Linked DNA regions of Homo sapiens: region 2 is linked to region 1. Evidence: read pairs that join two places in POLR2A ChIA-PET (ENCODE). Cell type or tissue: A673. All regions are shown on one strand. Each heading gives the region's core, and the rest is flanking DNA. Links, peaks and the distances in the headings are about the cores only. Region 1 has its middle 4.4 kb from the start of STX12. Region 2 has its middle 6.4 kb from the start of WASF2.

Region 1 (4,395 bases), core at 254-4,253:
AGGAGAATCGCTTGAACCAGAGAGTCGGAGGTTGCAGTGAGCCCAGATCGCACCACTGCACTCCAGCCTGGTGACAGAGGGAGACTCTGTCTCAAAAAAAAAAAAAAAAAAAGACTCAGATCTCACCCTGTTGCTCAAACTAGAGAGCAGTGGCGTGATCACAGTTCACTGCAGCCTCGAACTCTTAGACTCAAGCAATCTTCCTACCTCAGCTTCTCGAGAAGCTGGGACTACAGGCTCAAGCCACTATGCCCAGCTACATGTAGAAGTCTTTAGAACAGTGCTTGGTACATAGTATGCACTCAATTTTGTAAGCTATTATCATCTATGACTTCTACAGAATCAACATTTTATGTTTCCTAAGAAGGAAGGTGATAGAGGCATAAATTAGAATGAACATGTATGTTTACTTGTTTTTTTGCTTCCGAAGTCACTTTAGTCCTATGTCACTTCTAGGCCGTCAGACCATTATTGCAACCCACAACTTTTATACCTCTTTTTCAACTCCACATTACCCACCTCATATATGCCACTTTATTGCGTTGATTTCTAGAGTGTCATTTAAGTATGTGTGTCTCTGTGTGTGTGTATAAAATTGGCATACACAAAAATAACCCTCAGTGCACAATGAGTTTTGACAAGTATATGCAGCTGTGTAATCACCACCATAATCAAGACATGGAACATATTCATCAACCCCAAAAGTTCCCTTGAGTCCTTTGGTGCCCTTCCCTCCACACCAGCCTTTATGCAACCACTAATCTGATTTATATTCCTATAGCTTTGCCTTTTCAAGAATGTCATGTAGCCAGGTGCGGTGGCTCACGCCTATAATCCCAGCACTTTGGGAGGCCAAGGTGGGCGGATCACGTGAGGCCAGGAGTTGAAGACCAGCCTGACCAACATGGCGAAACCCCATCTCTACTAAAAATACAAAATGAGCCAGGCATGGTGGCACATGCCTGTAATCCCAGCTACTCGGGAGGCTGAGGCAGGAGAATCGCTTGAGCTTGGGAGGCAGAGGTTGCCGTGAGCCGAGATTATGCCATTGCACTCCAGCCTGGGCGACAAGAGTGAAACTCCATCTCAAAAAAAAAAGAGAATGTCATATAAATAAAATCATATAGGATATGGCCTTTTACGTCTGACTTTTTTCACTTAGCGTATGTGTTTGAGATTCATCCGTGTTTTTGCATGTCTCAGTAATTTATTCCATGTCTCAGTAGTTTCTTTTTATAGCTGAATAGTTTTCCACTGTATGGATGTACCACAGTTTATCTCTTCAGCAGTTGATGGACACTTGAGCTGCTTCCAGTTTTTGGTTATTACGAATAAAGCTGCCGTAAACATTTGCATACAGGTCTTTTAATAGAAATGTGTTTTTATTATTCTTGGGTAAATATATAGCAGTGGAGCTGCTGAATTGCTGGGTTGTATGGTAAATTTATTCTTAACTGTATACGAGACTGTAAAACTATTTTCCAAAGTGACTGTACCATTTTGCATCCCCACCAGCAATATATGATGAGTGCTAATTTTAATACAGTATTATTTGCAACCTAAGTGAATTTCCCCATTAACTCCTCCCTACCAGTCCCCAGGAAGCTCACCATACTGATAGTAATAGTGATACTTCATGATCTTGGCTTATTGCAACCTCTGCCTCCCGGGTGCAAGCCATCCTCCCACCTCAGCCTCCCGAGTAGCTGGGATTACAGGCCTGTGCCACCATGCCCAGCTAATTTTTGTATTTTTTGTAGAGACAGGGTTTCACCATGTTGTCCAGGGTAGTCTTGATCTCCTGAGCTCAAGTGATCCATCCTTTTGGCCTCCCAAAGTGCTGGGATTGCAGACATGAGCCACTGCACTTGGCCCTATTCTGACTTTTAATAACATAGATTTAATTTGGCCAGTTTTGAACTTAATAAAGATGAAATGATACAGATTGTACTCATTTTATGTCTAGCTTCCTCTTCTCCTTTTTTTTTTTTTTTTTTTTTTTTTTTTTAAGAGACAGGGTCTCGCTGTGTCGCCCAGGCTGGAGTGCAGTGGTGCAATCATAGCTCACTGCAGCCTTGACCTCCTGGCCTCAAGGATCCTCTCACCTTGATCTCTCAGGTAGCTAGGACTACAGGTGTGCACCACTGTGCCTAGCTAATTTGTGTCTGGCTTCTTTAGCTATGCATTGTTGGGAAGAGGTCACCTATGTTGTTCACACAGCAGTAGGCCATTTATTTTTGTGCTTTATAATATCTGTTTATACAAACCTCTGTTGATGGATATTCGAGTTGTTTACAGTTTGGAACTAGTAAAAATAAATACTGCTATGAACTTCATAATAACACCAAATTGGAAACAATGCAAACATCCATCAATAAGAGAATGGATAATCAAACTGTAAGTATATTTATATGAGGAAATACTAATGAGTAATAAAAAAAGACCAAACTACTGATATATGTGACATCATGGATAAATCTCAAAAACATTGTGTTAATTGAAAAAAGCCAAACACTAAAGAATATATAAAGTATGAAGTCCAAGAGCAGACAAAGCTAATCTGTAGTGACAAAAATCAGAAAGTAAAGTCCAGGTGCAGTGTGGCTCATGCCTGTAATCCCAGCACTTTGAGAGGCTGAGCCAGGCGGATCATTTGAGAGGCCGAGGCGGGTGGATCATTCGAGACCAGCCTGACTAACATGGTGAAACCCTGTCTCCACTAAAAATACAAAACAAATTAGCTGGACATGGTGGCGCATGCCCATATTCACAGCTACTTGGGAGGATGAGGCAGGAGAATTGCTTGAATCACGAGGTGGAGGTTGCAGTGAGCCAAGATCGTGCCACTGCACTCCAGCCTGGGCGACAGAGTGAGACTCCATCTCAAAAAAAAAAAAAAATCAGTAAGTAACTTCCAGTGATGAGGGAAATGGATTAAAAAGGAGCATAAGTCAAGGAAACTTTCTGGGGTGATGATAAAAATGTTTTATCTCTTGATTTGGGTGTGGCAGTTACATGGATGTGTACAAGTGTCAAAATCCATTGAGCTGAACACTTACTATCTGTGCATTCGATTGTATATCAATTATAACTCAATAAAAATTAAATGTAAGGGCTGGGTGTCATAGCTCACTCCTGTAATCCCAGCACTTTGGGAGGCCGAGGTGGGTGAATTGCTTGAGCCCAGGAGTTTGAGACCAGCCTGGGCAACATGGCAAGACCACATCTCAACAAAAAAATACAAAAATTAGCCAGGTGTGGTGGTGCGTGCCTGTAGTCCCAGCTACTTGGAGGCCTGAGGTAGGAAGATGGCTTGAGCCAGGGAGATTGAGGCTGCAGTGAGTCGAGATCACGCCACTGCACTCCAGCCTGTCTCCGAAAAAAAAAAACAAAAAGTAAATAAGTATAGAAAAATGCTGCTTGGTCCTAAAAATGCTCCTATGAACTATACCTGATTTTTGGAACACGCATAGTTGGGTATATAGTTAGGAGTAGAATTGCTGGGTCAGAAGGTGCATGGGAATCCTGGCTCTGTCACTTAACAGCTGTATGACATTAGGCAAGTACCCAGAATCTCTAGTTTCTTTATCCGTACCAAGGAGCTAATATCGCCTTGATGGGTGCAAACCCATGAAGACTACTTTCGTTAATTAACAAAAGTATGTAGAGCTGAGAGACATTTTCTCTAAAGCCATAGATTTTTAGAAAATTTGTTGCTCAAATTATCAGTAAGAATGGAATATATCACTCTTACCTGGAGGATCAGTTACTTTGATGCAGAAGAGCAGCCTCAATTTCTAACGCAGGTGCAGAGCTTCAGATAAGGGGTTTCCAGACACAACATTCCACATTTATCTTGGCATCATGGTTTCCAAGGAAACAGGATCTTGTTAGCTGGGGCCTGATGATAATCCCTTTACACATAGCCTGGTGTGTTTGGGGGCTATCAAAACACTGCTTCTTTAAAAATTTATCTACATTTCTTTCCCCCAAATCCTGGAATAACTCACTGTCTTCCTGTGTTTTGTGACATGCTCCATGATTCTTTTGGTGTGCAGTTTCCCTTGCAGCAGCAAGTTAATAAACTTAACTTTGTCTGACTACAGGTGGTCTTTATCAGATGGGCTTTATCTTGGAGATTACTGATAACGTACACAAAATGTGTTCATACTGCCTGGCACCTAACAGGCATTTAAGCAATGATAAAATTATTATTTTTATTATTCATGTGTTAATTCAATAAATGTTTGTTTGACATCCAGTATTTGCAAGGCACAGATTTACTGCTATGAGAGATGCTCACTGCAACCTCTGCCTCCCTGGCTTAAGCTACACTCCTGCCTCAGCCTCCCGAGTAGCTGGGACTACAGGCTCAGGCCACTATGCCCAGCTAAT
Region 2 (4,395 bases), core at 175-4,174, 270 kb before region 1:
TTTAGAGATGAAGTCTCCCTATGTTGCCCAGCTTGGTCTCAAACTCCTGGGCTCAAACGATCCTCCCACCTCAGTCTCCCAAAGTACTAGGATTACAGGCATGAGCCACTGTGCCCGGCCTGAATTGTCATACGAGACTTTGGAGCCAGACAAACCTGGATTTGAATCACTATTATACCACTTCCTAGCTGTGTGACTTTGGGCAGGTGACTTCACCTCTCTGAGCCTCAATTTCCTTATCGATAAAATGAAAATCATAATTGTTTTTATTTAATAATTTTAGAAAATAGAGATGGGGTCGGCCAGGCGCAGTGGCTCACACCTGTAATCCCAGCACTTTGGGAGGCCGAGGCGGGCAGATCACGAGGTCAGGAGATCGAGATCATCCTGGCTAACACGGTGAAACCCCGTCTCTACTAAAAATACAAAAAATTAGCCGCGCATGGTGGCCGGCACCTGTAGTCCCAGCTACTCAGGAGGCTGAGGCAGGAGAATGGCGTAGACCCAGGAGGCAGAGGTTGCAGTGAGCCGAGATCGCAGCACTACACTCCAGCCTGGGCAACAGAGTGAGACTTTGTCTCAAAAAAAAAATAGAAATGGGGTCTTGCTGTGTTGCCCAGGCTGGTCTAGGACTCCTGGACTCAGCACCTCAGCCTCCCAAAGTGCTGGAATTACAGGCGTGAGCCACCAGGCCTGGCCATAATTGTTTTTATTTTCCAGATATGTTCAAATTAAATGTGATCATAAATATGAAACACTTAGCACAGTGATTGCTTGAAGGTTGTCCCAAAATAGGAGCCTTAATTTTTCCTTTTAGGCAATGCAGATAAAGAAGTTGCTTTCAGAGTGGGAGGTGGTATTGTGCATTTAGTGGTAATATTAATAAGGACCAACATTTAGTGAGCATTTGCTACATGCCAGGAATGTGCAAATTGCTTTACATGCATTAACTCGTCAATCCTTATATCAGTCCTATAAATTATTTATTTATTTATTGAGACACAGTTTTGCTCTGTCGTCCAGGCTGCAGTGCAGTGGCATGATCTTGGCTCACTGCAACTTCTGCCTCCCCAGTTCAAGCAATTCTCCTGCCTCAGCCTCCCAAGTAGCTGGGATTACAAGCTTGCACCACCACGCCTGGCTAATTTTTGTATTTTTTGTAGAGACGAGGTTTCACCATGTTGGCCAGGTTGGTCGTGAACTCCAGACCTCCAGTGATCTGTCCGCCTCGGCCTCCCAAAGTACTGGAATTGCAGGCGTGAGCCACTGCGCCCAGCCTCAGTCCTATAAATTAGGTCCTGTTATTATCATCCTCATTTTACAAATGAGGGGAAAGGGCCAGGCATGGTAGCTCACACCTGTATTCCCAACAATTTGGGATGCCAAGGCAGGGGGATCGCTTGAGCCTGGGGTTCAAGACCAGCTTGGGTGACATGACAAAACCCCATCTCTATCAAAAATACAAGAATTAGCCAGTTTCCTAACCTAGGCTCAAAATAAATAAATAAATAGATAAAAATGTAAAAAACAGGGCTAGGCACAGTGGCTCATGCCTGTAATCCCAGCACTTTGGGAGGCCGAGGCGGGCGGATTGCCTGAGGTCAGGAGTTCGAGACCAGCCTGACAAACATGGTGAAACCTTGTCTCTACTAAAAATGCAAAAATTAGCTGGGCGTGGTGGCAGGCACCTGTAATCTCAGCTGCAGGCGGATCACGAGGTCAAGAGATCAAGACCATCCTGGCCAATATGGTGAAACCCCGTCTCTACTAAAAATACAAAAAAATTAGCCAGACGTGGTGGCACGCGCCTGTAGTCCCAGCTACTCGGGAGGCTGAGGCAGGAGAATCGCTTGAACCTGGGAGGCGAAGGTTGCAGTGAGCGGAGATCATGCCACTGCACTCCAGCCTGGGCGACGGAGCGAGACTCCGGCTCAAAAAACATTTTTTCTTAAATAAAAATAAAAATACAAAAACTAGCTGGGCATGGTGGTGGGCGCCTGTAATCCCAGCTACTCAGGAGGCTGAGGCAAGAGAATTGCTTGAACCCGGGAGGCAGAGGTTGCAGTGAGCCGAGATCGCGCCACTGCACTCCAGCCAAACAGAGTGAAACTCCGTTCCCCGCCCCGCCCCCACAAAAAAAAACAAAAAAACAAAAAAACAACCTAGCTGAGCCTCAGTTTTCTAACCTATAAAATGGAGTGAATAAAACTAGTCTCATGGAGCTGAAGAGAAAATACAAATGCAATGAGAGAATGTGTTAAAAAGCTATGAGCCAGCACTGGGTACGGAACTGACAGAGTGCAGTCAGCTAAGGAATTCCAGGGGGAGCAACAAAGCATAGGGACCAGGAAGAATCACCCCTCCCCTCTCCCTGACCCCCATCTGAGGGGAGAAGGGTGGAGAGCACTGTACTCAGAGCCCAGAATGATCTCCAGGTCACCCCCCTCCCTCTGGCATCCTCAGCTCTTGCTAGGTCCACAGTCTCTCTCTCTCTCTCTCTTTCTCTCGTCAAGCAAGTTCTTCACTGAGCAATCCCAGGGGGCCACGAACCTCGGTTCCAGCCAAGCTCGCAGGCTTTCCCCACCTCCACATCCTTAATCTGCAGCCTTTGCATTTGCCATTCCTTCCACCTGGAATGCTCTCTCCTCCCTGAGCGCCTTTGATGGGGAAGAGAGGGTTGCTGAGGGGAAGGATCTGGAATGATGCTCCCCCACCTCCTCACTCCCCTCCCCTGCATCCCCCACGCTGCATGCCTGACCTCCCCGCTCCCAGTGTGGGGGACAGAGGCAGTGCTGGGTGGGGGAGGAAATAGGGTGGGGGCGGGGGTACTCAGGGAAGGGTCCTCTGTGGGGTTTTTCACCTGCTTAGAAGAAGCAGACGGAAATGAAAGCTCTGGAAAAAATGCCTGCTGCTCTGCTTCCAAGGCCCCAGCTCGGTGAAGCCTCCCTGCCTTCCCACTATGCCATCTCCTCCTCTTCCTCCTCCTCCTCCTCCTCCTCCTCCTCCTCCTCCTTCAGGCAGGTTCCACAGTCAGGGAAATGGGGTGGGTGGGAGGGGCAGAGAGACCTAGGTTCAAATCCCATTCCTGCCACTTACCCAGCAAGTGACCTTAGCAAGCTGCCTGGCCTGTTTACGCCTCATTTCTTTGTAAAAGGGGACAATAATCCCTGTCTCTCAGGCTGCTGTGAGGACCAAGTGAGATGGCAGATAAAACTGCCTGGCAGGACCAAAGTGTTCAGCAATAACAGTGATAGGAAATACACAGTGCCCATGTGTACCTGGCATAGTTCTCAGCACCTTGCATATATTTACCTATTTAACTCCTGATACGGTAGATATTATTACTAACCCCAGTTTGCAGATGAGGAAACTGAGGCACAAGGAGATTTCTATAACTTGCACATGCTCACACAGCCAGTAAGGGGTAGAGCTTAATCTGTGCTCTTACTCATCACACTATGGCACATTTAGTGATAGTTCCCATGATGATGATGCTGCTGCTGATGATTATGATTTTTCTTTTTTTTTTTTTTTGAGATGGAGTCTCGCTCTGTCACCCAGGCTGGAGTGCAGTGGCATGATCTCAGCTCACTGCAATCTCCGCCTCCTGGGTTTAAGTGATTCTCACGTCTCAGCCTCCTGAGTAGCTAAGATTGCAGACACCCACCACCATGCCCAGCTAATTTTTGTATTTTTTGAAGATGGGGTTTCACCATGTTGGCCAAGCTCGTCTCGAACTCCCGACCTCGTGATCTGCCCACCTCGGCCTCCCAAAGTGCTGGGATTACAGGCGTGAGCCACCGTGCCCAGCCTGTTTTTATTGGTACTATGCCCTCAGTAAGTACCTGTTATTCTCTTTCCTCCTACCTTCAAAATCCTGCTTGAATTTTTTTTTTTTTTTTTTTTTTTTTGAGACAGAGTTTCACTCTTGTTGCCCAGGCTGGAGTGCAATGGCGCCATCTCAGCTCACCACAACCTCCGCCTCCAGGGTTCAAGCAATTCTCCTGCCTCAGGCTCCCGAGTAGCTGGGATTACAGGCATGTGCCACCACGCCTGGCTAATTTTAAATTTTTAGTAGAGACAGTGTTTCTCCATGTTGGTCAGGCTGGTCTTAAACTCCCGACCTCAGGTGATCCTCCCACCTCAGCCTCCCAAAGTGCTGGGATTACAGGTGTGAGCCACCGCACCCGGCCTGAATTATTTATTTATTTTTGTTTTTTATTTTTTTGAGACAAGGTCTCACTCTGTCGCCAGACTGGAGTGCAGTGGTGCTATCTCAGCTCACTGCAGCCTCTACCTCCTGGACTCAAGTGATTTTCCCACCTCAGCCTCCAAGTAGCTGGGACTACAGGTGCGTGCCACCATGCTCGGCAAATTTTTATTTATTTATTTATT

What was found. ChIA-PET counts read pairs that join two places held together with the same protein. Peaks named below come from ENCODE experiments on the same cell type or tissue, not always from the same donor. Only the 100,000 strongest peaks of a DNase experiment are listed, where the experiment ranks them.
Region 2: POLR2A ChIA-PET joins it to region 1 with 11 read pairs; 4 of 35 experiments call an interaction of 5 or more read pairs at or near these places.

Annotation. Positions count from the first base shown.
Region 1 is chr1:27,766,633-27,771,027 of GRCh38, forward strand. No RefSeq gene overlaps it. Among named protein-coding and RNA genes, the nearest start is that of STX12, 4.4 kb to the right of the region's middle. In A673, for the core only: no CTCF peak of the experiment used is centred there; no DNase peak of the experiment used is centred there.
Region 2 is chr1:27,494,355-27,498,749 of GRCh38, forward strand. No RefSeq gene overlaps it. Among named protein-coding and RNA genes, the nearest start is that of WASF2, 6.4 kb to the left of the region's middle. In A673, for the core only: no CTCF peak of the experiment used is centred there; a DNase peak (open chromatin) is centred at 2,557.